4 separate regions of the Mus musculus genome follow, and regions 2, 3 and 4 are each linked to region 1. A link is a loop called in an ENCODE intact Hi-C map of the cell type or tissue named here. Cell type or tissue: heart. All regions are shown on one strand. Each heading gives the region's core, and the rest is flanking DNA. Links, peaks and the distances in the headings are about the cores only.

Region 1 (8,543 bases), core at 1,745-5,744:
TACGCTTTCAGGAGGATGGGGAAGTACAGAGCATCCCCAACTGGTCTTGCAGAGCTTTTAACATTTTACTCATTGTGATGATCCAACAGGCAGGATTAATGTTTTGTAGGAAAGACATTAAGAAATGTTGATTCTTTGTAATATATTTAAACTTTCCAGACTGGCAATGAATTGCAGGCCAATTTATTTACACAGTATGAGTGTCTCATGTCCCCTGAAGCAAGTCCTTGCTCCAGACAGATCTGTCTCCCACTCTTGTGGTACAAGCTGCTTCCTTCCTTTGTTTGTCTTTTATTGGCATTCTTCCTGTAGCCTAGAAGTCTAACTCCACTCTGGAGTCCCTAATCTACATTTTCTGTCTTTTATGGAGGGACTCAATTCATTATACTCTCACCAGCTCTGTACTTCATATCCTCTTATAGTTTTGCTCACAATCAGAAAAGTGATGCTCACTATAATGTGAGCAGCTCTATTCTTTCAGTGAATTTGTACTGCAGTAGCTTTAGGTAAACAAACCTATGTTACATAAGGAGTTTGTGTCTGCTTTGTTAGCCACTAAGTGGCAAGGTAAGATGGGGTTTCAAATACAGAACTCTCCAAAGGTCCTTAGCATTCTAAGTCTAGACAATAAGTTAATTTAGAGATGTGATATTTATCTCCTCAGTCCAGATGCACAGCTCCACTATAAAAAGAACTATGTAAAGAGAGAAGATAATGTTAGGTCAACTTGTGAGTAGCAGGAGTAGTAAGTATTTCTACAACAAGCTTAGTCTTTAGTCAGCACTTGGGAGGCAGATCTCTGTAAGTTCAAGGCCACCCTCATCTATAGAGTGAGTTCCAGGGCAGCATGAGACCCTGTCTCAAAAGGAAACAAACAACAAAAACTTTTGAAGGTGCAGAACATTGTTTTGTTGTTGTTTGGTTACTTTTCTTCATCTGTTATTCATGGGGACAGTGAGTGACCTTAGTTATATAGCAGACTTTCCTAAGTATATGGCATGAAATAAACAATTACTTAGTGAAAAAGCAAAAAAGCAAGGGAAGAAGAAAGAAAGGAAGAAAGAAAGAAAGAGAGAAAGAGAGAAAGAAAGAAAGAAAGAAAGAAAGAGAGAAAGAGAAAGAAAGAAAGGAGGGAAGGAGGGAGGGAGGGAGGAGGGAGGGAGGGAGAGAGGAAGGAAGGAAGGAAGGAAGGAAGGAAGGAAGGAAGGAAGGAAGGGAAATATTGTGAGTTTTTTACATTCTGGAAAACAGAGATAAACTGCTGAAATTGACCTTCAATTTAGACCTTGAAGTTGGGGATATGAAATAGGAACACATTAAATAAGAGGACCATATGCTGGATTTTGTAACTGATTTTAAGTAGATATTTTTTTTTTCCAAGATAGACAGGGTTTCTCTGTATAGCCTTGGGTGTCCTGAAACTCACTCTGTAGATCAGGCTGGCCTTGAACTCAGAAATCTGCCCGCCTCTGCCTCCCAAGTGCTGGGATTAAAGGCACACACCACCACTGCCCGACTTAAATAGATATTCCTAATTGATTATCAGGCTTGAGCCACTGATCAGTCTTAAGAGCCTCTATATCCCAGTGTTGCAGGAAATAATAAAAAAGAACCTGCCAACTTCTGCAGGGTCAGACCGTGCTCCCCCGCTCCTGCTGACCGGCCAGACCACAAGAATTTATAAGATGCCAGTACAATAATTGAGCCAATTGATAATGATAAAAACTTTATCCCAATAATCTAACCTTCTAATACCACAACTACTTGTGTCTGGCAATGCCGTGTGGATTGACATCTGCAGCCATCTTCCTTCTCCTTCTCTCTGAGAAACTCCCTGTCTCTGCAACTCTTAGCTCCACCTCCCTTTTCCCTGTCCAATCACAGGCCTCCCAGTGCCCTATTGTAATTGGACAGGGAAAATCCTGCAACATCCCAGAGGCTGTTTTCCTAGGAAGAATGTAGACACATTTTTTTTCTCATTAAGAGTCTCGAAACCCCCCCCCCCAAAAAAAAGAGTCATCAGTAACATCTTTGAGATGCTGCAGTGTATATGCTCTAAGTAGAGACACAAGTGGGGGAAGGTTCTGGCCTTGGACAGAAGATTCTAGATTCTGTCTCTAGTGCTATTGGCTGAGAGACCATGGGCCAAGACACCTTCTACAAACGCACTACTAATAAATTAATGTAATAATACAAGTTGTATAGAGACATGGTAAGGAAGAAAAGAGACATAAAAATACAGAACGCCTCTGACATGACACTTGATATAAGCATCTTGGACTAGGTGCTTTGGCTGGTGCTAAGTTATTAGTTTCCAGTGGATGCTGTAGCAAAATTCCACAAAAATCATAGCTTAACATCACTAATTATCTTGCACATTCTAGAGTTCAAAGTCAGAAATAGGTTTCACTGGGCTAAAATCAAAGCACTAACAAGGCTGTGTTCTTCGTACAGTCTCAGGCAGAGAGCCATTTTTTTGCCTTTCGCAGATTCTAAGGTACCTGCATCATTTGGCCCTTGGCTTTTTCCTCCATCTTCAAAGTCTTGGCTGGTTCCATTCTTCTCATGCAAATGTAGGATGCCAAGTCCCTGCCTTCCTGGTCAATGAAGAGAATTGCAAATTGCATTTTCTTTTGTTATCCAATATCACATGCACTGGTTTTGGGCTTTGGGGGCTGGTGTTCTTTGAGGAAGCATGATTGGCCTGTCCCACTTGGTCAATGTAGGGATAGAATTAAGGTCTCTTATTCTATGTCCGTGATTCTGAGTCAGTTTTGTGGGGTACCTGTCCATTCAGCTGAAGAAATTGGTTTTGCAAAGGGAGAGGAGTTGCTGCCCACCCCTGAGCAACTAGACCAACACACTGGGATCCCTGGGTGATTTTTCTCAGCACCAACTATAATTCCCCCTTTCTGTTCTCCCTAATAGTGCATTTGTTCTTAATGTATTCATAAATAACTTGTTTAATGAATTAAACAAGCTTCCACTGGCTACCTGCCATGTGTTGTCACTAGTATTTATTTAAGTAAACTCAGTGTAGGCAAATTCTTGTAGCCAAATATATTGTTTAATTAATTAGCCCATTTTCAACAAATGTTTGTTGATACTTGATAAGTAGTATGCCTTACATTGCTGCAATACAAGTAATGCATATACAGGTGTGCATTTGGAGCACAGGTGTGCATTTGGAGGCTCAGTGTGGCAGTGGGCTTTCTGGTCACTGAGAGGTAAACATGAAATGCATATGTAAGGAGTTCAAGGCCTATGACTCAGGACTATGAATACATTATAACCATTAGGTGGGTAAAAAATGAATAAGCATTGTCAGGGAGATGGTCAGTTGATACCCTATAACCTTGAGAACCTAATTTGGATTTGCAGAGCATGAGTCAAAACCTGTCCTCGTGTCCAAGCACTGGGGACACGGAGATAGAATAAGGCTTGTGGCCAGCCAGTCAGCATACTCTGGGTTCAAATGGAGACTCTGTATGGTAAAGATCTGTTTTGCTCTTTAAATTTAGAAGAAAGAATTGACAGTGGCTGAGGTAGTCATGGGGGATGTTGCTGGGAGAGATGGAATTAAAGCCATAGAGCTAAAGACATTGTGTGTGTGTGTGTGTACTTGTATATGTATGTGTGTATTGTGTATGTATGTATGTATGTGTACATTTACATTTGTCTAAGGATATGAGTGTACACAGGTTCCTGTGTGCATGTACACAAGCATGCATGCACATGTGTGTGAACTGTGAGGTCTTTGGTAGGACAGGATGAGTCCAGGGGCAGGTGGGAAGCATTAGGCTATACTAGGTAGGTCTAGAATGGTAGCTGTGGCTTGGTATCTGAAATCAGTTTAGATTTGATCTTTGAAGTTAGGGAGAACGTTGGTGAGTATGTGAAGTGATGGAAATATGGGAAAACAAATTACCACAATACAAAATTCCTATGTAACTTTAAAAAAAAAATCTGGGCTTTTTCTTTCTAATGCAGACCAGTTGCTGTCTCTGATGGGTTACACACTGGCAGGAACAGAGAGACTACCTTGTTCTATGTGCCACCCCTTCAAGTAAAGTTAGAGGAAATGTGAATGCTTATAGGTATCCAGCTGCCACCTGGTGGAGCATCTGTTGCCTCCCCAAAGCCTCGCAGGCTAACAGCTGTCACCGACACCTTGTGCAAAGCCAGAGCTCCTGAATGTAGAAGACACTCAGGGCCTGCTTTTTAACCAGACTATCAGTGTCAGAAGCCACCTCAGTGAATAGCAGCTGGCTCATGTCTCAGGCAGTATTTCTAATCCCAGCCTTTCCTGCTTCTTACCTAAGACTTGGCATCAAACGACTCTCACCCTGCTAAGGTCCCAAAAGCGCAGCATGACTCAGTGACCCAGAGTCCCAAAGGACCTGTTTCCCTTAAGTTTGTGCTGAGAAAGGTTTAAAGCCATGTTTATGTGTGTCGTGCCCTGTGGTTAGGACGCCACTCCAGAAAGGTGTTGATCCATGTAGTGACTAGAGAGGCCTCCCTCTCTGGAGCAGTAATGGACTGAGACTGAAAATCCTCTTCTGGGTTTTCAAAGGAAAACATAACTTGAATGACTGTGGAAATCTTATGACATGTTAAGTGAAATATAAGAAGTAAAATTTCATGTTCAGGATTGTCTTAACTCTGTTAAAATAAACACACACACACACACACACACACTCACACACACACACACACACCATGAACTGTAGACCAGGCATATTTCTTGGAGGCAGAAATATGAAGGGACCTTTGCTTCTTTCTCTCACTTTTCCTGTTTTGTTTTGTTGTTTGGGGGAGCGGACTACACTCAAGTCCACACAGTTTCTCTCAGTTTTGTCTCTGTGGTTTGGGATTCTACGGTTCTTATTTTGTCTTTGACAGATGTTTTGAGAATGATCACTGCTCTCAAAGAAAAGACATTTCATTAAAATAGGTGTACCTGAGGCAAAATTTAAAAATCTGAGGCAGTTAAGAGACAAGCATTGGAACAGAGTGTTGAGAAGCAGTGACCTTAGTAAGTGTGTGATGGTAATGTGATGTGTGCAAATGGAGGAATCTTAGATTTTTAAAGCCAACATTCCTTTCTGAAAGTACACAAGAAATTAAAGTGCAAATAATATTATCATAAAAAAGAAATTACCACATGTAGTCCTATTGCCTAAGCAAAAAAACAAAAATCAAAAACCAAAAAAAAAAAAAAAAAATGAAAAAGGCCAACATTCTAATATTTGAAATTTTCAACTTCTGATCTCTAGACATATGCATTTATTTGCACTTATTGAAAAGAAAAACTGAGATCCAAAGACTTGACTTAAAGATTGGCACACAATGTGCCATGGAGGGAAACTGATGAATCCTTCTCTGTGTCTTCAAGGCTCATCCAAACACATCCATGTTGTTTCTACAGTTCCCTCTTCATCGCCCTAACCATCAGGTCAAGCTCTCCAGAATGGTGTGACCAGACATCTGGATATCTTGGATGGCTGTGCGTTTCACTGTCTCTCCTGAAAATAGCTGGGAGGTTCCACTGCTCACTTTGGTTCCCAGAGTATTATCTGGACGCCTTCTTTCCCAGGCAGGCAGGTTTCTGTCACGCTGACAGTCTTATTCTCGGCACTCTACAGCACACATGTTCTCCGGTTCCTTTGGGATCTGGCATGGGGACCTTTGGGTGCCAGAAACAGGGGCCAAAGTTTCACAATGACTTCAGCCCATGATGTTCATGTCCCCACGTGTAACACATAACTCTCAAGCCTTCTCATAGTCCTGAAATTTTGTTGGCTGCTTCTATATTGCAGTCACACAGAAAAAAATCATACCAACTTCCAAACTCTTCTCTCCCACAAATTAAAGACTTTTGAAAAATATCTCTCCTGACAGCCCTGTTCACACACAATTTCCACTTTCTGGGTCTCTTCTGGATAGCCTTCATTGCTTCTCATGCAGCCAAGAGCAAACTCAGGCTTCCTGAGGCCAGATTAGGGCAGTTCAGTTTCTGTTACGTCTTTCAGGATTTGCTTTGTCAAATAATTGGTTTTACCTATGAGTGCCCACACTTTATTATTAAAGGCAGAAGAAAACAGAAACAAAACAAAACTAGAAAAACATATGGAAGAAAAAAGGCTTATTTGTGGCTCCATCAAGAAGTTAAGATTGTTTGGGGTGTGTGTGTGTGTGTGTGTGTGTGTGTGTGTGTAAGATAGCTAAGATTATCCTAGAAATAAAGAACAAATCCAGGTTGCTGGATTTTCACTCACCATGACAAAAACATTTCCTTAATCATAAGTACCATACACAAACGTTTTCAATGATTAGATGAAAATCTCTGTTTAGGCATCTATTGGGATGTGCTTAACCGTTTGTTTGATGATTTTCTGATGGCTCATCCGTCATTAGTAGGCATGCAAAAGAAGGCTACCATAGGATGTGAGCTTTTGACAAATGTTAGCTATTAATGTTCTGATCAATGAAAACTTCATTGCAACTATGGTCAGGACTTCAAGAGAAGCCATAGTTGTTACTGGGGCAGATGTGGTGACAGATGTGGGAAGCCTGTTCACAGCTGAGAGAGCAGGCACATGAGTAGAATGTTGTCCCCTCTGGTAGTGTGATAATGTTTTGGATTTTCTAAGCTGAGGCCATTTCTTTCAGCCCATGAGATTTAGTTGGCTCTGTGCTAACTTGCTGAGTGGCACCAAGAATCTTAAAAACAAAGAAACAAACTTGAATTTAGTGCTCAGTGTAGGGTAGGCTCTGAACTCTCATTCTCCTGGGGTGCACACTGCCTTCACCTTGTTGATTAAAATGCAACATTTTCATGCTGGCAATCGATCCTATTATTCAGAGAGTGAGGAACAGTGTGAGGAGGCAGCTTTGGAATCCATCCCACATGGTGAGGACTGGAAAGATGCACTGCAGAGAAATCAAGTGGAGGAGATGAGATGGGGAGTTAGAATGGGGGACCCACCCAGTGTGTAACAGTGATAAAATTAGGGTCGCATTAAAATGGACAAAAGAAATATAAAAAGTAATTAGAAATGGATATTAAATTTAAATACACAGCCAAACCCACCCGCTCCTTCCATCCCCATAATAGGTATAGTGCCTTATAGATACTCTTGAACATAACTGTTCATCGAAATGATTCTATATTTCAAAAACTCTCATATTTGTCTCAGACAAAGTTGGACAAAAGCACAGATACAGCAAATGATTTAGTAAATTCCAAATATGTGTGGTTTGTATGGCTTACCATGAGCCTAGCAATGAATCATACCTCAGACCAACATTGTTCACGCACTGTGGGAGGAGAGTGAACTTGCCAGAGATCCCATCATTCTCTCCAGCCTGGCTGTCCTCTAGACTCACTTCTGACCTCACACAGTCTGGACCACCTCCGTCAGCCCTGAAGGTTCAAGAGACTCAGTTAGTTCTTTGCAAACCATGTCAACCTTACATCCTGGACTGGGACTTTTGCCTTTTTTCTTTATTGATTATTGTTGTGGTGCTGACTGGAATTTCTCTGCTTTTGCTTATGTTGTTTTTATTTTTGTTTGAGATGAGGTCTCACTGTGCAGCCAAGGGTGGCCTCTAACTTGCTACCTTCTTACCTAAACCTCCTGGGTAGTGGGCCACAGCCATGTGCCCAGCTATCTTTCATTATTTGCGCCAGTTTCTGTAAATAAATTTCCTTGTGGTTCATGCTTTGTTAGAAATAGATAACAAACCCTTCCATTGAAAACAAACCAGTACCAATTTTTTTATATTTTTAATTTTTTAAATTCTCCGTAAAGCCTCAGAATGGTAAACTTTAGTTTGCTTCCATAAATATGAATTAATGGTGTCTCAGAGTGGTGAGTACTAAATGTACTAAAGAATTTTCCAATTTACTTTTCTAGTTGACATTAGATTTTGGAGTGTGGATCACAATATGAGAAACACATCTTTGGAGCTGGAGAAATGGTTCAGCATTTAAGAGAATGCACTACTCCTTTAGAGGACCTAGGATCAGTTCCCAGCACTCACATTGGGCTACTTGTACAACCTGCTATCCCTTGAACTTCAGGGGATCCAACAGCCTCTTCTTGCCTCTTCAGACACACTGCACATACACACACACACACACACACATACACACACACACACACACACACACACACACACCAGTGCACATACACACATAAATCAAATCTAAAATTAAGAAACATAATAACAATATTTTCATGTGGTATAGTTTTACTGCTACTCTTTATTTCTTGTTTATGTGGGCTATAGAGTAAGACTTTATTGTAATTTTTTTATTCATGGAAGCATGCCAGGCTACAGAATAGAGAAGTTCTCAGAATTCCAGGATTTTAGGAATTATCTTTAAATGTGAATACACTAGAGAGATTTTAACTACAACAAGTAACAAGGTTTGTAACGCTCAGCTCGCTTCAAACCTCCATTACTTTAGTGAATCCTGCACACGTCCCTTACCTGGTAGGTGATCTCCCAGTTTAACTTCAGGAATTTCTGGTTTC
Region 2 (4,000 bases), core at 1-4,000, 690 kb before region 1:
GGGCTCAGTCTGAACGCATCTTGTAGCCACCTTTCTGGTTGACTTAATGATAGATTAGGGCGGAAGGCCAAGAGGGCGTTGGTCACGAGCTCCTCTTCCTCAGGCTAGAGAATAAACTTGGGAAACAAGCTAACAAATTCCTAAAAGGCTTGGTCTTGCCCAGTCTTTTAAAAAAGAGCAACCAACAGAAAAGCACCAACCAGAGGGCAGAACCAGTCTTTCATGTTATTATGTGCCCATTTAGTGAGCCAATAATGCCCCGAGCCTGAAGCAGTTAACAGGCATACCCTGCAGGGTTACTTTTATTTTCTGCCTCCTGTAGCACTCAACAAAATCCCATTATGCAACCGAGTAGCATCACACGTTAAAACGTTCATTTGTTCTGCATTCCATTAAGATTGCACATTTTCCCGAGCATTGGTCCTCCCGGCTTGCTCAAACCTATAATTTGAGCTCACACCATGGTGAAGTCTTAAGTGACCTTTCCCCTAGCTACCTTAATTATTCCCCACCATGTGGGCTGTTTTAGGGGACTGTGACAATGGGTTAACTATGTGCTAGTTAATGAAAATGCCTGCCACTTAGAAAGAAAAATGTGGGCTTGGAGCTTTAATTAAATTATACATCAATAGTGAGATAAAATAATACATTTTTGAGAAAAATGGATTTTAGAAATGTCTCTTTTCCTTTGAAGTCACTAATAATTAAATAAGTTGACGGAAATGGGAGGTTGTTCAAAAGCATCATGTTGTTTCTTTATAAATGTAATAATTTTTTTTAGTTAAATTCGTGTCACCTTATTGTGTAAATATGCTTAGAGTTTGTGATAAATAATGAATACAGGATGCCATTAAACCAGGTTTTAATGGTGATAGTATGATATAAGTTCCTCCCCTTATTTGATTATAAATGTTTATTTTTTTTGCAAAATTATGTCAAGTAAATAATAAACAGCTTTAGGGAATGGAGTCTTACAAACTAGGTTATGTCCCTTAGATGTAGTGGACATTTTGTTTAGCCTGCCTTTACTCAATAACTAGTCTAATCCAGTAACAGTCAAGTTCAGTAGGAATATTACTGATAATTACAGATTTTATGCTCAGTACCAGAGTGTCAGACACACAAAACTTCTCTGATTACCTTTGACTAGTGTAGACTGGTTAATTTATTTCCCAATGCTACATCGAAGAAAATGAGTGTAAGGGCAGGTGGAAGACATAAACAGACACTAAAAATAGTAGATATTTTGAATATGAAGAGGTCTTGGAAATTAGTTAATTCACTTAAAGGAGGAATAGAGAGATGCCTCGAATATATAATGACCTCTTCCAACCTCTCATAGATGAGATGGGATAAGAGCCAGGGTCACAGTGCAGCTTGGTGTGGTTGACAGATTCCAGGGTTCCATGAACCTGGGTTTCTGTGTCTGCACTGTCCATCTTTGTGGCTGTGGGCAGGTTGTTGAAGCTCTGAGGCCCCATCTCTTCCTCTGTAAGCTAGGGTGCCTTTCCCACGCAGGCGCTGATGATTTCCTGTGACCACCGATCCCTAAGCGCTTAGCAAGTAGGGCTGTCCTCTTTGGCAGGGTAGTGACTTTCCCCTAGACACAGAGCTGCTTTGTAAAAGTCATTCACGGAAACAAACAAACAAAACAAAACAAAACAAAACCGGCAAGGCCCTAACACTGAGCTCCTTTGGCCCTGGGTTTTTTGGCCTTGCTGTTGGCCAGGCACCTGACACTTGGGGGTGCTAGCGTGCAGTTGGTGTTTGCCAGCTTGGGTGAGGCCTCGCCTGGGATCTATGCTGAAGCCGCTCAGCGCTTTGTACCTTTGTCCTAAGGCAGAGCAGTCTCCTCACTGTGCTCTGAGGTGCAGCTGGGACAGCCACAGAGTTCTCTCTCTCTCTCTGTAGATGAAATGTTCCACGGAAAGTTTCCTGGTGAAGCCTCTTTTTGAGAGATTTATGCAGATTATAAAGTCAAAAGACGGGGTCATTCCAGACTTTTCTTTCCAGGCCATGAGGCCAAAACAAAATTTAAGCAGGTATTAGTTAAAAATCGAGAAGTATTTTCTCCACCGGGATACTTGCCAAATCTGTGTTGGCAACGTCCAAGGCGGCTGAGGTGAAGTTTTCCTCTGTGTGGAGAGAGTCCAGCCCGGAGCACAGCCCGGGGCTGGTCTGTTGCACAGGTAGTGTGGAGGGTTCTCCACGGTTTTGTGGAATTTGGGGCCGCGTAGATTACTTTTCACCAAGCAAGCTTCATACTGGTTATTGACTGCAGGTGTTTTGGGGTGTTTGGGGGTGTATTGAGCGAGCGATTGAGACCTGAGTGCTGGTCACTGGATAAAGCAGGTATTAGTCACTTGGCTACTTCCCAGTAAACTGCAAAATGACCTGCTTTAATGCAGTTCAGATTAAAACACAACAAGAAGCAGGTGACCTTGACACTTCCTAAGAGTCAGGTTAGGTGTGTCCAGGGATTTACTGCACTGTTGTGGTAACTGAAGGTAGATTTGTTCAGCTTGCTTAGAAGTGCTGAGAAAAATAAATCTATCGCTAAGTGCATTGTACAAAAGAGGAACTGCTAATGTTTAACGATGCCCCCTCTACCTTACCATAATCAATGTGCACAGCCATTCTTTAACACGTGAACAAATGTTTGGTGTGTGCTTGTAAACTCCAACCCTTTTATTACTGTTAACTGACCCTGGAAATATGTAACTGTCTATGAGACCATTTTCCTCAGCTGTAGCAGGATCTAGGCATACTTAGTGATCGTGGAGAACATCAGGGAATGTTCCAGCAGAGTGCAGCAAAAGCCAGTGGTTGCAAAACAAGCTCGTGCCTTTCCTTAGACTGAAGTGTAAGAACACATGGGAATTTCACATTTAAGAAAAATCGATGGAAACCTCAGAGACCTGGAGCGGGCTCCTTGTGTACAGCTGCTGTCAGGATACTCCCTGCCTGTCCCCTGCCTGTCCCCTGCCTGTCCGAGACTCAAGATGCTCTCTGCTTGCCAGCAGCATAGGAAGAAGGAACGTGGCAATGGTGCCATACAGTGTGGAAGCATCAGCATGGCGTATTTTGACATGGACAGAGAATTCTATATCAGAAAATACAGATAACGAGAAAGACATAGCAATTACCCAAATCTTACCACTAAAGCTATATAATTTCAATTTAGTATATAGACATCCAGATTTGTGAATGTGTGCTATTACATATAAAATCTAAGAGTACAGATTCTTTTAAATGAGACCATTTAGTTTATTGTGCTTGGAGTATTTTTCTCATGCGCATGAGTCATATATGAGCTCATGGTGCTCTGTACATATGAGTCATATAAGTCATCTATGAGTGCATGGTGCTCTGTACATATAAGTCATGTATGAGTGCATGGTGCTCTGTACATATAAGTCATGTATGAGTGCATGGTGCTCTGTACATATAAGTCATATAAGTCATGTATGAGTGCATGGTGCTCTGTACATATAAGTCATGTATGAGTGCATGGTGCTCTGTACATATGAGTCATGTATGAACTGATGGTGCTGCAGGTTTAGGAGCTGCTATGCTTTAGGCTGTGCTGCTTTTGGGAAGACGTATGACATACTGCATCACCTCGCCGTGCCGTGCAGGAGATTCATCTCACCCTGTGGTGAGATCTCATCTACAGACCGCTGTAGACTGAAACATGCCACCGAATCAGGCTTCGCCATTGCAGAGCAGCTGACTTTTTCTTGCATTAGTAATTTACTAAGAGAAGCTTTCCTTTCTGTTTTCTGCCAACTTGTTTTTTTAGAGAGAAAGCAAGATATGATAATAGTGTGTGATTTCACAGTGGTGATACTTTATGCTTGGAACTGTAAAATATATTGGTTAAGTAAGAAAATAGGGATTTTATTTTACTCCAACTCATACTTTAAAAAGAATAATTGTTAAAATATGCTACATACATCTTGTGAAATTCTCAAAGAATTAAAAATGTTATATAATATTA
Region 3 (8,543 bases), core at 1,828-5,827, 140 kb before region 1:
AAATAATCGTTGGCCCCAGTGGGCTTCATAAAGTCTTTTAAATGGTCGGGTTTCAAGGGCAGCTTTGTCCCGAGTTTGTACTGCGAGCTGGGCCGGAGGAGGCCGTGTTTGCCAGGGCCCAGGTCTCTGGGGTAAACTCACTGAGCCTAGACAGGGAAGAAAGAACAACACTCCCAGATGTAGTACAATGGGCTGCACGATGTTCTTACAAGACATTTTAACACAAAGTCTCCAGAATTATGGCTCTGGGATGCTGCAAGGCTCATGGGAAGATACGCCCGTACATACACATTGAGGAAGAAATGAAAGGACTTGAGAGAGTTGAGTCCAGCTTCTGATCCATCTTGCAAATGATCTCGACTGGTTACTTAGAAGCTGGGGCTCGTTTTTAAGTCAGAGATATAATCTGTCTTTCCTAAAACGCAGTATTTTTTTTTTTTAACTTGTGTGTTCAAAATGAAACCATAAAACACCAAGGTTTATAATGGTCTGAAAGTTGGGAATGCTTGATGAAGGAAAATATTTAAATTCTTAGCTGCTGAGAAAGATGGCTCCTTTGAGCCTTTCGACAAAGCTATGAACTGTAGTGGTTAAGTCACACTTCCCTAGCAGAGAGCCCGGTGTGAGTCTCTGCCCTGGCTATCTGGGAACGAGAGTCCCGACAGACTAGCTGTGCAAACTTGGTCCTGAGTTTTCTTCCTCAAAAAGCAGAAGGAGCACCAATGCCTTCCCAAGGCTCGTTGTGTGAGCGAAGGGTCCAAACAGCACTACAGGTGTTCAGTCCAGTCAGGACTCTCAGGGTTTTAGAAATGTGGGTGCCTGTGATGAGGTCAGCATCTTCTGGACAGCCCATGCCACTCACTATTTGACTAGAGACAGGCCGGGACACTTTGAGACCTTGACCACTGAAGGAATTTGCAAAAGTGGTGAAGGTTAAGGGTGGAGAAAAACTTGGAAATGCTACTTCCTGAAACAAGCTGGAGGCTCAAACTGCAGGAGCCACAGCCCTTCCCCTCCCTATTTTCTGACTGAGTTCAGCTCAGCTCAGGAACAGGGAAGTTTTGGAAACCACATCACTCTTCTGAGGACCTTTCACTCCTACCTTTCTCACACTAGGAATGGTTTTGTTAGTCTCTTTTCCTGCCAAATTCCATTGAACTACTGCATGACCCAATGTCTTGTATTTGTGTGCCCTTAGGCTTTGTGGCAGGTAGACTACCTTTTACTTTTTTCTTCTGGCTCTTTCTTTATAAGAATTATGAAGAGGTCAGTTGTGTTATTAAGAATGAAGAACGAGCAGGGGAAAATGTAATTTAAAAAAATAAACTATGAAACAAATTTAGTATTGCCATTGACAACTAGTGGGGTATCTCAGCACACCCTTGGAAATTATTATGATTTTCTCATTTCAAAAGATCTCCTGGGCTGGTGAGGTGGCTCAGTGGGTAAGAGCACCTGACTGCTCTTCCAAAGGTCCGGAGTTCAAATCCCAGCAACCACATGGTGGCTCACAACCATCCGTAACGAGATCTGACTCCCTCTTCTGGAGTGTCTGAAGACAGCTACAGTGTACTTACATATAATCAATAAATAAATCTAAGAAAAAAAAAAAAGAAAGAAAGAAAGAAAGAAAGAAAGAAAGAATCTCCTGATCACAGAGGAATCATTACTTCTGACAGTTCAAACTGCCAACTTCCTTTGTGTCTTTAGGCCCCACATAAACCTTTCTTTCTTCAACATTTGCTTATATCTCTGCATTCAAGAACGTCTAAGGCCTGACATGTACTGTGAGGTCTCCTCTCTTTCCAAGTCCTGGGCAAGCCCTTCCGTGGTTGTCTTACACTAGCACAGGCTAAAGATATTACTCCTATGGCCCAGGTGGTTAGTTTTCCTGGAAAATTCCCAGAGTAGCTCTACTACACGTTAATCTATTTCTAAAATCTCAAGGTTGTGTTGGAGCTAACCTAATTCTAATACGACATACCTATAAATTTTAATGCTGTGTCTTAGCAACTAACCTTCTTGCCTGGACCTTAATCCAGGCCTGGGAATCACACTGAGTTCCCAACTAAACTGCTTGCCAGTTCTTTGAGGGGCCTGAGACACTTTTGTTCACTATGGACTGTTTCTTCCTCTGAAAAACTTAAGGAACCTATGAGGATTAATGAAATAATGTCTGCAGAGTTCTTCAGAAGAAATGTGCTATGTAAACACCAAGTATTATTCTTCTGTTTATGAGGAGTAGTATAATATCGCCTCTGAGAAACTGGGACTTCTGTTTAAAAGTACCATAACATCCCCTTTGGCTCTTTGGGGGCTTGAGTTGGGTTAGAATGGGGTACTTCAAGGAGAAGTTGAGCCATTTAACTTCATGCATGGGGAGACTAGAAATTCTAATGAGAATATAGTCGTTGATGTTGGATCGGTTTTTCGTGGTCTCCTTCCTCAGAAAACCTGGCAAAAACCATCCATATTCCTAAGAATGAATTCCTGTCTGAGCAGTTTTGAGACTGCATATGTGAAACACCACCACGTGTGCTTTAGATAAGGCCTTTAGGAATCGTCTGCAGGGTCAGAGTGTCCCATGATCCTCACCCATTTCCACGGCTTCTAATCTGCAGGGAATTCTTTCCAATATCCTTTTTGCAGATAAGATGCTTGAAGCTCGAATTTATCCCTGTTCCACAGAATGGAGTGGAGTGAGCCATGAGAGAACTGCTTCATCTCTCACAGTTGCCAGGGTTATGGACAAGTGCTTTTCTCTAGCAGCTGAAAATAGAGGGCCTGGAGGCATTGGAGATAGATGCATGTCTTCACCCTGGATGTTTGCATCTGGATGGGGGAGGCATTGGAGATAGATGCATGTCTTCACCCTGGATGTTTGCATCTGGATGGGGGAGGCATTGGGGATGGATGTGTGTCTGCTCTTCTGGATGTTTGCATTCGGATGGGGATGTTTGAAGGCTTTTCTATAAGTCCCTTCCCCAAGTTAGATTATCGTGATGAAATGGCAGAGGGATGTGAGCATACGTCTAGGAGGGAGTCCTAACCTAGGACAGAGCCACTCTGAGCTGTTTATCCTCTCCAACAGTACTCATTGACCCATGTGCTCTATTGACATCATTTGGTGGTGGTGGCGGGTCGGGGACCACAACTCCACCGTCTTCCTAGTCTTCTGAAAAAGGATCTGGCTGTTTGAATTAGCATCTTTGTGCAGGGCCAGTGGTGTGTCTTTGGGGAAGATCTTGCTTTCACAGGGACCAGAACAGAAGGAAACTGAGGGTTCTTCCAGGAGAGACTTGTGCAGTGTGATATCTCTAGTATGGCACATCAGCCATATTGTAGGACATTTGTGATACTGTTTCGTGGTTTAATCATACTGTCTGCCAGCAATAGTCTTGCTTCCACCTCTGCCACTATATTGGCTGCTGAGTTCCTATCTTCAGTTTATTGTTATTATTTTTTTTAACATAGATAAAACATGGGATAATAGTTTCTACAGTCTATAATAGGATTGGTTCTTGAAAAGTGTTTTGGAAAAAAAATATCTTCAGGACACTTGTGGAAATATTCAAGAGCATCTCCACGGAATTTCTCCTTTCCATGTGTGGAAGCAACTAGAATCATTTCATGTTGGTGCTTAGTTGTCTTCAGTACTCATGATCCCACTCTCTCCAGACAGGAGACAGTTCTGTAGGCAGGAGGCAGGCTCAAGGCTGCAACTCCTAAGGCCGGGGAGCTCCGTGCTGCCATCTGGCGGCAAGTGTCAGACTCAGCAAGCTGGCTGCTGTCATCCTGTCTGTACTTGGCTTCTGCTGGAGCTGTGGTTTGGCTGGCGTCCTTATGGAGTTTTCTTGCCAGACATGTAATTTTTTTTTAAACTCTCTATACCACCCCCTTACTTTTTGCATGTTAACAAGTTGTTGAGGGTGCATTTCAAGGCTATGATTTTTTTTGGGGGGGGGAAGCATTTGTTGATATTAAGGTGTCTGTGGTCCATCTTTCTGAAAGGAGACACTGGTTCAGACTTACCTCCCCAGCTGGCTGATCCTAGAGATGGTAAGCACAGAGACATGGTGACCGAGAAAGCAAAGAACCATGAAGTGATCGCAAACACGATGGCTAGGTTATTATGTTTTCACCTTCTCCTTGTGTGAATATGGCCTTTTGGCCATTGTTTCTGTTTGCTTAGAATGCATGATTCTGCAAACCCACCTAGAATTTGTGGAAAACTTAGGGTATCAGTCTGCCTTTTCAGAGGTGTGATAGGCCTGGCCCTGTTGATATCTGATCATAGTCATATTTCTTGTCTCCTCAAAGCAGACAGTGTCTGTAACAGTCCCATGACTCTGAGGCTGGTCCTTGGAGTGATTCTGCTGGAAACGGGACTCGTCTCACATGTGGAAATATACTAGGAGGACCCAAGCGGGATATTGTTTTCTCTCACTCTGTATCCTGAATGCCCACAATGTACCCAAGTACTGAAGTGTAGGTAGCATTTGCATGGCAGAGATCAGTGTTCCAGACCTCTCTCACTTGTGTTTGTTGCTCCGTGGGGACATGTCCCAGCCTTACTTCTTTATCTGTAGAATCAGGCTAAGATGAAGTTCTGTGTGATCTTCCTTAGCTCAGAGTCTAAATATCATCAGAGGAAGTGAGCAGTATGTGTGAATCACTATCAGAAAGTGTTTGCTGAGTTAAAACCCGAACCGAATGAGTCGCACGCTTAGCCTCAGCTGTGATCTGTGCTGTGAGGATGACAGACTCCTGAACACGGGGCTTTGTGTATAACACTCCTTGCCAGAGCCACTGTCTCCAGGATATGGGGTTTTGTGACTTGTCCAAGCCCAGGAAGCCAGGCAAGTGGTGTTAATTACCTGTGTCTGAATTTCCCATGTAGCTGTTAGGCTCAATTAAGGGGATGAGGAAGCAGGGTCCCCACGGTGATCTTGCAGCTCTATTATTTCTTTCCTCAAGGGCCTGGGATTCTAAGCCCATCCTCACATCCACACCAACCAGATTCCAAACAGACTCCAAAAATGATGGGATCTGGCAGTTCCAACATGACCCCAATAGGATGTAAAAAATCCTAAGGGTAAACAGAAAGGAAATTGTATCCCCTAAATATATACCCAAAGCTTAGGTATACATGCCTGTCTGTCTGTCTGTCCACACATATTTAAAACTTCAGATGTGACTGTACAAACCATTTGCCTGGAATGCCGTGCATGGTGGACAACAGCTAAAATGCTCTTTATTGTGAATCTTGGGATCCTGTTGTGGGTTTTGACTCTGTTCTGGCTTTCTAATTCAGCCAGCAGTTCTAAAGAACATGCGCACCTTCCCACTCACCCGCTCTCACATTGCTTCTCCCCATCACTCTGACTGTCCTGAAAGTTTGAACTCTGAGGACTCCTCCTTTTAGAGAGGACACTGTCTTAGGGGGACCCTTCTCCAAGTTTGCTGCACTCATAAATGCACTTGAGACTGAATCTCTGCTTGCGATATTCATATCAGTCCCAGTCTTCCCGGGGTGAGGGAGTCTGCGCTAAAATAGGAGTTGTAGAATCCACGCGTGGCAAATGGAGTCACAGCTAGTAATTTTAAGCAGTGCACACGTACATAGGCATACACGTGCACCCGTTAGGTGCTCTTGTTGCCTTCAGTGGGAATATGGCCAATAATACCTAAAATTTTAAAAATGTATCACTAACCATCATCGTTGGGACGAGAAGACCTGGAGAATTGGAGGGCTTGGAGCCAGGCCACCTGGTCTGCTGTCTCCATAGGCTCTAGACAGCTCCGTCATCTGCCTCATCTTCACTGGACACAAGGACACTCTTACAGCTGTGCTTTATCGACTTAGCCTTTTTACATCATTCAGATCAGCGCTGCAGTGGGTGGGAGGCACAGGCAGCTTTCCTTAAGAGCTCCTCAGCAGTGGTAGGGCTGCTCTAACGAACAGATGAGAAGGGAGACTACTGTACCACAGGATCTGAATGAATGAGTGAGGTTAGCTCTGTGGGTATAACAACCCAGGACAGACAATGGGAAAATCGGGGGGGGGGGGAGGGGAATGAGGGAGGGAAAGAGAAAGGGAGAGAGGGATGGAAACAGGGAGGGAGAGAGAGAACGGACAATTCTTTGCCCATGTCAATCACACCCTCTTATCCCTCACTGTCAACCGATAAATGCAAATAAGACAAAACAATGACAAAGCAGAACAACAGCAACAGCAGCCCTGCTGGACGAGGTCCAGGTGTCTGTGGCGATTGCTCTTTCTCCGTACATCCGTCAGACTTGAGACGATCTCGGGGATATTAACTCAGGCCATGGCAGGCCTCAGGTGACCTAGCAAAGCAACAACAGGGCAGGGAAGTGGCAAGGCTTCTGTAGAAGGAGAGCTGTTGAAAGGCAGACCCTGTCCTCTCTGCCCCCTCTCACCCACCATAGGACTGCCATGGTGATTGGCACGGGGTAGGGTTCTGTGACTCCTTGGAAGGCCCAGTCACCTGAAGGAAGATGATAATCCAGGCTGATTTCAGAATTAGATGCTGTGAGTGTCTTGTAAACTGTAGCGCATAAAAGAAATTTGGGGTGCAACACAAAAGGGGTGCATTTTCTCTTACAACTGCCAGGGTAGGTGAGCGTAGGTCGGGCACTCAGACTCTAATGTGCACACGTGTGCACCCTCCCAGCCTTCCTTCATTCCTCATACACCCCATAGCCTCATCTCCGAGGTCCTAGACCAGGGGTGATGAGGCCTTCCTTCCACCCTTGAGCTGTACTCTTCAAGGACACTGAGAACACTAGACTCTTCTTAAGGTCACTTCTGTGCATTGTCCTATTCTCTTCTGAGGAGACCTTTAGGCTTGTCCCAAGCTGAGCAGAGCTGGTGTTGTGGATACCTAACTTGCCACTTGCCGGGAAGCGAAAGCCATAAGTAGCCACAGCCTTAGCTCAGACCTAGGCCATGGCTGGTGCACATTTGGCACTTGTAAAAGATTCTCCCTGGGGCCCCGGGAGCCATTTCAGACCAGAAGGAAGGCCAGCTACCCTCTCTGAGTTGTGGTTTGTTTTCCTTATCTATAAAATTGATCTCATGGGATTTAAATCTCGATGGAAGCCACCTCACGGGGCCTATCATGAGCCTTTGTTACTTTGGTCAGGTTGTGTGATCAGGAGAACACCTCCCCGCTCTCTATAGAGCTAGGCATGCCATCATGTTCAGATCTCATCTAAGACATTTTAACAGCTAACCTTTCGGGATAAACCAAAGATGCAAATGCTTACCACACTTTCATTAGCATAAGTGCTAATGTAATGCAGCTGTCCCACAGCTATAAAACACTGAGGGCTGTGTCTGTACTTGGCATGTGGAATATTATTTTTTCTCTTACTGAACTGATTCAATGCTCAACTTTGTCGTTATTTGAGTTGGAACTTTAGATCGGTGCATTTTAATGCACTCCACTATTAAGGCTTGCTGGACAGCCGTGAGAAAATATTTTTGTTCTCACGATGCAATCTTGGCCCAGGTAGCCAATGGGCAAAATATGATTTCCACAAATATTATCATTTCTGGAGTGTGTACTGAAAGGAAACCTTAGGATGGGACTGGAGCAAGTTCCTTCCTCAGCATGGGGTTATCTGGGCAAGGCTGGCATCTGAAGACAGAGCGTACCCACTCCCCTCATCTCTAAAAGTACGATACTTTCCTAAAGTCCCGTATTCCTGGGGGATAGTTCTATTCCAGGGGAAAAAAAATTCCATCAGCTATCTCAGAGTTTTCTTGCCAAGTTGAAGGCAAGATAGGAAGAGGAAACTGCAGCTGCTGCTTTGGATTCCGAGTGAAGTTGATCCCGAATGTCCCTTGTCTCTTTTTGTCTAGAACAAAGAGGTGACTTGTAAGAGGGAGAAGTGCCCTGTGCTGTCACGGGACTGTGCGCTGGCCATCAAGCAGAGAGGCGCCTGCTGTGAACGATGCAAAGGTGAGTTGATCCCGGCCACCTTCTCCGGTGGCTGCTGCTTCCCGCACCTTCATTTCTTTTTCCTTCCGGCCCAGCTCTTGGCTGGCACGCAGGTGGGTGTCAGGAGGAAAACGAACGCGCGTGCACAGAGGACTGGCGCGGGAGCTGCCAGGAAGGGGGGCGCGGCGGGCTGAAGAGACGGGCAGATCCTCACGACTGGTATATTTTCTGAGGCGAGCTGTTAAAGCGCTGTGACAGAGAAGATGCAAGCATGACGCCTGTGCACATCTGTACACATGCACATGGGCGTATTTTGTGAAGACGTTTCAACACTTGGTTTTTCCAGGCTCCACACTCGTCTAGCCCTCCTCTGCCAGAGTAGTCTTTAAACCCAAATTTTTATCATTTGGGTTCCTATTAAATTTTTTTCTTCCTAAATTAAATCTCCGTTCCCCCACACATCTTTGAAGCAGCCCGAAGTCTCCTGCCCCGCAGCCTTGGTGCCCTCACGCTTGTCTGGAATGCTGTCTGGTGGCGCCTGCTGTTGGCTCTAGCCCAGGTCTTTCCTACCAC
Region 4 (8,543 bases), core at 2,505-6,504, 94 kb before region 1:
CTACTCTCCATACAGACCCAAATCAAACTCCCGAGAATATGAATTCTTTTAGAAAAAGTGGGTGGGAATTATAGAGGAAACTCAACAAAGACTGATCTTGAAATTTAATTTCACAAAATGCTTTGCTTGAAACTTGTCATGGTGATGCCCCCTGTGACCCCAGCACTCAGGAGGTGGAGGCAGGAGGGCCAGAAGTTCAAGGTCATCCACTGTCAGTTCAAGACAAGCTTGGACTACCCGAGATCCCGTTTCAAAAAAACAAAACGAAAAACAAAAAACAAACAAACAAGTGGTCAACCCCCCAAATCTTCCATTGTCATTTAGTTACTGAGATCAGTTTGGTATTGACTCTCCTGATTTCATCATTTGAACCTATGCCAATCTGTTTTGACACACTCAAATATGAACTTAGGAATAATTTTCTCTAATCTCTTCATTTACTGATGGAGGAGACTGAGTCCCAGGTTCTACTTGCGTCCAAGTGGCACTTGTAAGGCTGTAGAACTGGTGACTGTTTCCCTAGAAGGTTGGAAGAATTTTTCACAAGTGTCGGCGTTCTGATCCTCCTCTGTGCTTGTAGTTAATGGCTAAGAGTTGTCGTAACCATGTTAGAAAATACAGCCATTAAGGACAACTTAAAACAGGTACGAACACCCATCTGGGACTGTGAGATGCTCACAGTCAGCAAGGAGATCCTTCGAAACAAATTTAAAGGAAAAAAAGCCACAGGACCAAAGCCAGCTGCATGACGGGATAAATAACAGGTGGACAGGACGTGTAAATCGAGGTCCAAAGCATCCCCTCGGATGAGTTGGATCTTTTTTCATTTGCATCTTCATTTCCAGGTCCAACAGCCAACCTTGCACTTTGGGGATTTGGACTTGTCCCATTTCCTATTTCCCTGGAGAAGTAACTCAAGTGATAATTCTGGGCTGACTTACTTGTGACATTCTGTTTTCCAGGAGGGTGTGGTGACAGAGTCTGAGGTGCGCTGTGTTGTTCATTGTAAAAATCCCGCAGAGCATCAAGGAGCCTGCTGCCCTACCTGCCCAGGTAATGACCAAGAAAGGGAAGCTGATTAGCTTCCTGGTGCAGCACAGTGCTGTTGTTGTTGCTGTGTTCTATCAGGAATACATCATTTCTCTCTCCTATCCAGACTGAACTTTACATCCGTACACTGTAATGAGCTTGGAGAGGGAGCTCCTTTGAGTAGCAATAGCTGTTGGGCTCTTGTGTGCCTAGCACTTAAAGGAACTATATGCTGTAGGTCTTGGCTTGTGGAATCCCCAAGCTCAGAGGCCTGCTTTCCTCTCTAAGCCACAGGTAATGCTTATTTTGGAAGGAAGGACTATGGCTTTCCTTGTGATCAGCATTTTTTTTTTTTAAACTTCTTCTTACTGCAATACCTCCTCAGCCAGAGTGTGTCGCGATGATGAGGTGACCAGATGTTTTTTTAAAGTGGAGAGCTGTGTCCCACATGACTTTAGTTTGGAGTTTTGTTGGTTTCAGTTTTCAGCGTGGTTTAACAAGCTGGGCCTGCTGTCCTTCTCCTGAGTGGATGGCAGAGGAAGCCTTTTCTAGTGGTGGGAAGGCTCCTGTGTCTTCTTTCTCTCTCTCTGGAGAGCCTGAGGATTTTGAGGTGAGAGATGTTTTTCCTGATCCTTTAAGCCTGCGGCTGATAGTCTTAGACAGGTGTTTTGTGTTTTCTTTGAGCCTTTTCCTCACTGGAGATGTTACTCACGACTACCATTCTCTACTTTGTGAGGTAGCATGCAAAGGACCGGCTACTCTTTGAACCTTCCCATGAGGTAGCAGAAGCCCCTTGGGGGATGTTCCGCAGAGATCGTCCTTCTTCTACACATCAGTTCCATTGAAACCCACAGACAGTTTCCCCTGTGTCTGGTTTTCTTTGAGTTCTGAGAGGCCTTAGCTTCAGCTTTCTTTTATTCCAAAGTTCCTATAAAGCTGCCATTTCCTCAGTCTACACCTGTGGGGGAAACAACACTGGTTAGAAGTGAACCAATTCCATAAGCTAACTGCTTCGAATTGATCAGCAGTTTGTTTGAATACTTTTCTTTCTCAGAGTGCTAGATGATTTGAACTGTGCTAGCATGTCCTTTGACACCTATAGGAGCTTTATTAAATCAAATTGTCAGCTCTTCAGACTGGACCTGGAAAACTAAATGTTAATGCCTAGGCTGCACCTGTTTGTTTTTTTTTGTTTTTTTATCTTCAAGGCAGTGGCAGGGATAGGCTAGTGGTTAGGCCCAAATAATTTCTATATGTAGTCAAGTTCGAGATTGCTAATAGGATAGATATTTTTTACTATGTAGATTTAAACCTTATAATTACTTTAAAAATATTATTTAGTTCTTTTTAGTAGCTAGCAATGAAGAATTAATTCCGGGCCCCCCTCAGTCACAGGAGCCCTCAAGGAGCTATGTAATGTGAGGGTAATATGAAGGGAGCTTTAAAACTCAACACCTTTCACTGCATCTCACACCCTGTCACTCTGGAGACAGTTCTGTGTTCTGCTGCCTTTAAAACATAGGCATGTGGTCCGTGGGGCTTGCTTCTGTCACTGGCTTTTCTAGTTCAGTTCCCAGGAAGGAGAGAACTGCACTCCATCCTTGTACACATTGCAGGGTTAAGTCTTTACAACCATCCAAGGGTACACAAAGTGTCTGCAGAACTACAGAAATCTGGCCCCACGACTGTGTCTTACCAAGGCCCATAGTGACCAAGCAACACAGATGGAGCTGGGATCAGATTTCTTCTCATTCTTAGCCATCAGATCACACTGCCTACCCCATCAGTTCCAGGAGAAGTGTTCTATTTAGGTTCTGGAAGGCAAATATTTAAATACGAGCATGCCAGTGCCACACACTAGCAATAACTGAGCAGGCTGTGAGCCCCCGGGGATGAGATTGCTCTCAGCTCTACTCCTTCCCCTGAATTCCAACAGCCATGTTGGGATGCAAATTTAGAAGGTGCCCTCTCCAGTATGTCTCATCTTTTGTTTTGGAGTGAAGCCTCAGCTGGTTCTAGATAGGGATAGTCAGGGAAAGCCTTAGGGTATTTACCCTGGTAACTCAGAAGGACTGGCATCTGCCATTGATCACACTGGCATTCTGCATAATGACAAACATGTGAGCAGTTTCCTCCTGAAATGAATTTCAGGGCATTCTTGGTTGTCTGCTCCTTCACTGTAGTCTCTGCGTATTGCTCAAGGATGGTGGGCGTGATGGAAGTCGAGTTTTCATTTTAAATTCTGTTGTTTAAGTTGTCAAATATAGATTGTTGTGGCAAGCCATATGACAGTCAGAGGTGTAAACATGGGGAAAGATTGAAGACACTTTGTTGGAAGTGCTCTTTGGGGAATAGACTATTAAGCATCTGTCATTATGAACAATGCTGAGACACAGCAACTGGGAAGGCCATGCTACCAAGATTTTCAACATCGTCTGAACAGCAAGGAGACAGCTGATTGCTAGCTACGGCTATAGCTATAAAAAGTTTTTGTGCCTGGGTCATCATTTGAATTTCTTTAGTTGGCTATCATATTTTGGATTCAGGGCTTTATCATCATGTATTTCTGTTGAGCAAAGAGTGACAGTTACCTAAGATTTATAGGACCAGGAGCCAATCAGGGAAGACCAGGAACCTTCTTCTTCCTTAGGAGCTGGTTGCTTTAAGCATCTGGTGGTTTCTTCTGGAATTGTCTTGAACTCCTCTGTCCTTCACACAAGTCTACCCATATTTCTAATGTTGTCTACTGTGTAGGGTGTGACCTCAGTATCCTGCCTTTCTGAGGACAGTCTTGAGGGAAGTGGTTTTGCCATTCACTGACACAGTTGCTTGCCAGCCTGTGTCTCGGGTCATTTAGAGTGTTTCCCTGAGTACTTTTTGAATAGGAAACACTTCCTGGAAATGAGAGCTTTTATGAGATAAACTTGTCAGGCACTAGAGCCCATTAACACACACACACACACACACACACACACACACACACACACACACACACAGTGGAACAGAAAGCCGTAGGGCACATCCTGTCTTATCCCTGACCATTTTTGCCTTTGAACATGACCCTATATATAGGCATCAGGTGTGTCAGAATTGAATTCATGTTCCAATTCAGAGGCACCTGCTATGATTTTAATTATCTGTGGGACAAGGGACGGAGCTTCTTTTCTGCAGTATTGGAAGGTGATGTGGGAACCGAGGGCATGCTGGGCCAGGAACAGGCTGTGTTATTCCTGGTACTCAAGTGGCCGCCCACAGAGGCATCTGTTCTTTCTCATCTCAACCTTCTCTCCCTTGGCCTTGCTATGGTCTCTTTTGACCTCTTCTGACCTCTCTGGAGTTGGTCCCCCTGGCTGTGGTCAGCGCCATCCCGCTGCGGTTCCAAATCTCACTGCGTGATTCACCATCGCACATCTGTGGTCCATGGGCTGACTCAAGTTCCACAGTCATTTGTTTTCTATCATCTTCAGGGTTTCTGGACCTGTGCCAACATGCCAATCACCTGGACTGTATCATTTTTCCCTATTTAATTCTGCATGATATTGTAATCAAAGAGGATTTATACTGGGGAGAGGTAGAGAGTACAGGTAGAAGATGGTAATCAGAGGGTAGAATGACCTTGCCAAACTGAACGAATTCTGTTGTTCTAATTCCAAGCTCTGTTTTCCAGGCTGTGTGTTTGAAGGTGTGCAATACCGGGAAGGAGAAGAATTTCAGCCAGAAGGAAACAAATGTATTACATGCTCCTGCGTTGTAAGTACTGCCAGGGCGTTGCTAGGGGATCCTTAGGTTTAGCTGCTTCTAGCATCTACTGAGAGGAACCTCATCTTTCCACTCTCCCTCATTAGGCTCTTAAGATGCAGAGCCAAAGGAAAACCCACTCTATGTAAGGCAAGCTTCGCTGCTTTGTTGATGTTGACTCCTGGGCTGGGGTCCTGTGCTATGTAATGTATTGGTTTGCAGGCATTCCTTCCAGTGTTCAGTAGCACCCTGGTCTTGACTTATAGGTTTCCAACTGTATAACTATCATTGTCTGCAGAACTTCCCCCGTGCCCTCTAGAGAAAAACTGGCTTTTCATTAAGACCCACTGTCCCCTCAAGTGGAGGAGCTGATCTTCCACCCCCATTTGGGGGAAGACTCTTGGTCTTCTGTTTCATGGAGCAGAGGTACTTCGTGTTGGGATAGCTTTCAATTCTGTGCAGCCCAGGGAGAGCGGAAGATGCAAACAATTAGTCTCAATGTGCCCTGTGGGATGGGGTGAGGTCTGGACACCTATGATTGTATGGCCTTGGCAGGTGGAAATTGCCTATAAATACCACATTCAGGCAGAGTAGAGATTAATGAGACTCCCAGAGACCCATCTTTCCACCATGCTTAGAAGTGAGAAAAGAGTTAGACCTTCTCTATGATTTTACAGGGCGTTTTAAAATGAATGTATTTTAAATCCGAAGTAAAACCAGTGGTGATTGAGGTGATGGGGAGAGAGGGGTTCAGCAGTTAGTGGAGCTATGTTCTCTAGAGTAGGAGTTGATATAGTACACACTAAGAAATAAAGAACACACACTTCTCAGGTCACTTGTGATGATGCAGATACATCTTAGGATATTAAGGAGAAGTTCACGAGGGACTCCAGCATCCTATGCTTTCCAAGCAGGGGCACGTGAAGCTCTGGGACTCACGGCTTTTCCTGAGTCTTTTTCTACTAGGTTCCTTCCTGCGGAAAACACTCACTCAGCTTCAGGTCCAGATGACAGTAAACATGACCAGGCTCTGTCATATGATGGTACTTGTATGAAGGGGGAAGAAAGGAAGAGAAGGAGGAGCCAGAGAAGAAGAGGGATACATATGCATATATCCAGATATAAAAAACAACGCAGGATATATACAGTATACTGCAGACACACTTCCTAATCAGAACAAGCATAAGCATCTATATTTCCACAAAGCTTCTACTTCCATCTTACTATTAGTAGTTAGTTTTGTCTTACTTTTTTATGTTAGTGATTTCTACTTTTTGTTTAAAATTAGCCATTTATAGTTTCCTTTCTTCCATGTTAGAATATATAATATTTTTTTTTCAATGACAATCTTTTGGAAGTAGTTTGAGAAAAAAAAAAGCAGATTTCAATAGGAAATTGTAAATGTATGCATCAAGAAATTGTCTGCTAAAGGTGTGCCAAAGTCAGGCAGCCAGCCCTCTATGGAGAAGAAACTTGGCAGGTGCTAAGAAGGAGGACAGATCCCTGTCATTTCACCAGTGATGTCAGAAGTTTCCAGAACTGGGGCTGGAAATGAAGTTATGTGTGTAGGGGTTACAGACTGAGACATGTGGATTTTTGTGTGCTTTTAAATTCAGTATGTGCGGAGTGAAGCACACTTGAGGCCAAGTTCAGGCCCCTGGAAGTCCTGCTTTCATTTCCAGTGGAGAAAAGTAAAAATCTAAAGATGTTTGTCCAAGCTTTCTTGCTCAGATGCTTCTCCCCAGACCTGTCGTCTGTGTCCCTTCTTGATGTTAGTCCAGTCTCCTGTGCACCCACAGTCCTTGGTAACTACTGGCTTTGGTTATGTTCCTCATTGCCGGTCTTTAGACCATTAGAATAAATGGGAAAGAGGATGGACTCACCCTTGAGGACAGCATGTGTGGTGGACTAGGATATGGGATATGCTCATGGCAGATTTTCTTTTTCATGAATACAAAAGTTTAAGGTATGAACTTTAGTTCTGGTAGTTCATTATTAAAATGGCTTGGCCGTAAAATACTCTCCCCCTTTGCTATCTTTTGATGTAGTTTACTTTAAAAAAAAAAAAAAAAAAGACGAAGTGATCTCTGGGCAGCTAATGGACCTATCTTGAGTGTGGAGGCCATGGGGATGTTTGCTGGTAGTGTAATGTTCCAAACTCGTGATCTGACTCTGTGGCTTACCACGCTTATCCAGCGGCTGGTTTGGGGGTTTAGATGTGTCAGACATACAAAGGTGCGAGGTGACCTCTTCCTGAGTGAGAGTGTGGAAATGAACGGTTTTAACCAGCACCAGTGAGACACTGAGCACTTGACTGAGACGTTCTAGGGGAAAGGTGCATGAGAGAGGAGGTGGAAGTTGGGGATGGTGAGGGTTCATGGAGGGGCATTCAAAGTCTTAGTCTGTGGGCTTCCCCTACAGAGAAGGAGCGTACATTTTAACAAAAAGTGCTAGTGCTGCATAAAGAGCCATGCAAGCACACACATAGTGCCATCTTTCTCTCGGGATCTCTTAGAGATTTGTTCAGATCTCCTATAAATGCGCAAATCAGATGTTTAAGTTCTTTATCTAAATTTGTGAAAGTGCATAGCAATCACATATAACACACATTTCCTTGAGATAATCATTAGATTACTTAGAAGACAAAACAATATAAATGATGTGTAAATTTTATTATGCCATAGTCTAATAATTTAAGTATTAAATTCTTTTATTTGGGGACTCATGACAAAACCATCTAATGTGGTCAGTATAGACAGTTTCCCAAACATCCTTGGATCTGCTGGTGGCTGGGTCCACAGTTGTGTCTTCCATGGATGTGGAGGGACAACTGTATTTATGTAAATACATATTTGTGTGCACATAGTCTATATTTATCAGTCTGCTTGTTTATATAGAGATACACACATGCATATACATATATACGCAAATGTATACAAGTATGACTATAAACACTAATATGCAAATACATTTAATATCTATGTTTGGATTTCCCTAGAAACAAATCCTGAAGCAAACAACTTAATTCAGGTCGTTTATGAGTTTATGTGGGAGATGGGGTAAGGAAGGATGATAAAAGTCCAGGTATGGGCACACTGTCAAGTTCTAGGACCTGGAGAGTGCCACATCCCCTGAATATGTGCTTAGCATTAGTCTTCACTGTGGTAGTGTTAGGAAGTGGGTACTCGACGAATCTGTTAGATGATGAGGGGTCTGCTCTTATGGGTGGATTTGTAAGTAGGCAGGAGGGAGAATTCTGATCTCTCTCTCTCTCTTTCTCTCTCTCTCTCTCTCTCTCTCTCTCTCTCTCTTTCTCTCTCTGTTTTTTCTCTCTCTCTGTTTTTTTCTCTATGCTCTGACTGATGGCTGCTCGCAGTGCTCCTTCTTTCCAGTAAAACATTGTCATTGCTGTGTGGCTTGCATGTGAAGCCCGGTCCCTCTCTTTACACTCTCCAATTTTATTTTTCTCCAAATCTGTGTAGCTGTGTTTTTGTGATGTGGTGACAGAGGCGGACCACCAGAAAGGCGCTTCATCTGACTGAGATGGATGCCTTAGTTAATGAAACAAATGCTTTGCATATGACTTTATATCCTGGTTCAGTCAGGACAGTATGCATGGCATTCCAGACAGCTGAGAACACGCTAGCCTTTGATGGTATCTGGAGAGGACTTCACAACCCTTTACTCCTACCCATTCCAGAAGCCAAGAGTCTAACATTTTTAGGTGTGAATATCATCATGACTCACTTAGAAAATTCAGGGCTTTATCATCATCC

Evidence for each region. Hi-C counts contacts between places; a loop is a spot of excess contacts. Peaks named below come from ENCODE experiments on the same cell type or tissue, not always from the same donor. Only the 100,000 strongest peaks of a DNase experiment are listed, where the experiment ranks them.
Region 2: a loop joins it to region 1, with 2.8 times the contacts of the local background. A loop is called at or near these places in 3 of 42 quality-filtered maps.
Region 3: it touches region 1 in a loop (2.3-fold over the local background); 2 of 42 quality-filtered maps call a loop at or near these places.
Region 4: it touches region 1 in a loop (2.6-fold over the local background); 2 of 42 quality-filtered maps call a loop at or near these places.

The regions. Positions count from the first base shown.
Region 1 is chr9:23,390,756-23,399,298 of GRCm38, forward strand. All of the region lies in intron 11 of Bmper (BMP-binding endothelial regulator), which reads left to right. Among named protein-coding and RNA genes, the nearest start is that of Bmper, 170 kb to the left of the region's middle. In heart, for the core only: a CTCF peak has its summit at 4,122 (motif pointing left); DNase peaks (open chromatin) are centred at 4,296 and 5,636; H3K27ac peaks cover 1,068 bases.
Region 2 is chr9:22,707,391-22,711,390 of GRCm38, forward strand. The region is part of intron 19 of Bbs9 (Bardet-Biedl syndrome 9 (human)); the gene reads left to right. Among named protein-coding and RNA genes, the nearest start is that of Gm39309, 96 kb to the right of the region's middle. In heart, for the core only: CTCF peaks have their summits at 1,741 and 2,802; a DNase peak (open chromatin) is centred at 1,751; H3K27ac peaks cover 396 bases.
Region 3 is chr9:23,246,481-23,255,023 of GRCm38, forward strand. It overlaps Bmper (BMP-binding endothelial regulator), which reads left to right. Exons shown (of 15, transcript NM_028472.2): 3 at 7,892-7,991. Among named protein-coding and RNA genes, the nearest start is that of Bmper, 28 kb to the left of the region's middle. In heart, for the core only: a CTCF peak has its summit at 3,755 (motif pointing left); a DNase peak (open chromatin) is centred at 3,761.
Region 4 is chr9:23,296,244-23,304,786 of GRCm38, forward strand. It overlaps Bmper (BMP-binding endothelial regulator), which reads left to right. Exons shown (of 15, transcript NM_028472.2): 5 at 963-1,053; 6 at 4,697-4,779. Among named protein-coding and RNA genes, the nearest start is that of Bmper, 77 kb to the left of the region's middle. In heart, for the core only: no CTCF peak of the experiment used is centred there; a DNase peak (open chromatin) is centred at 4,348.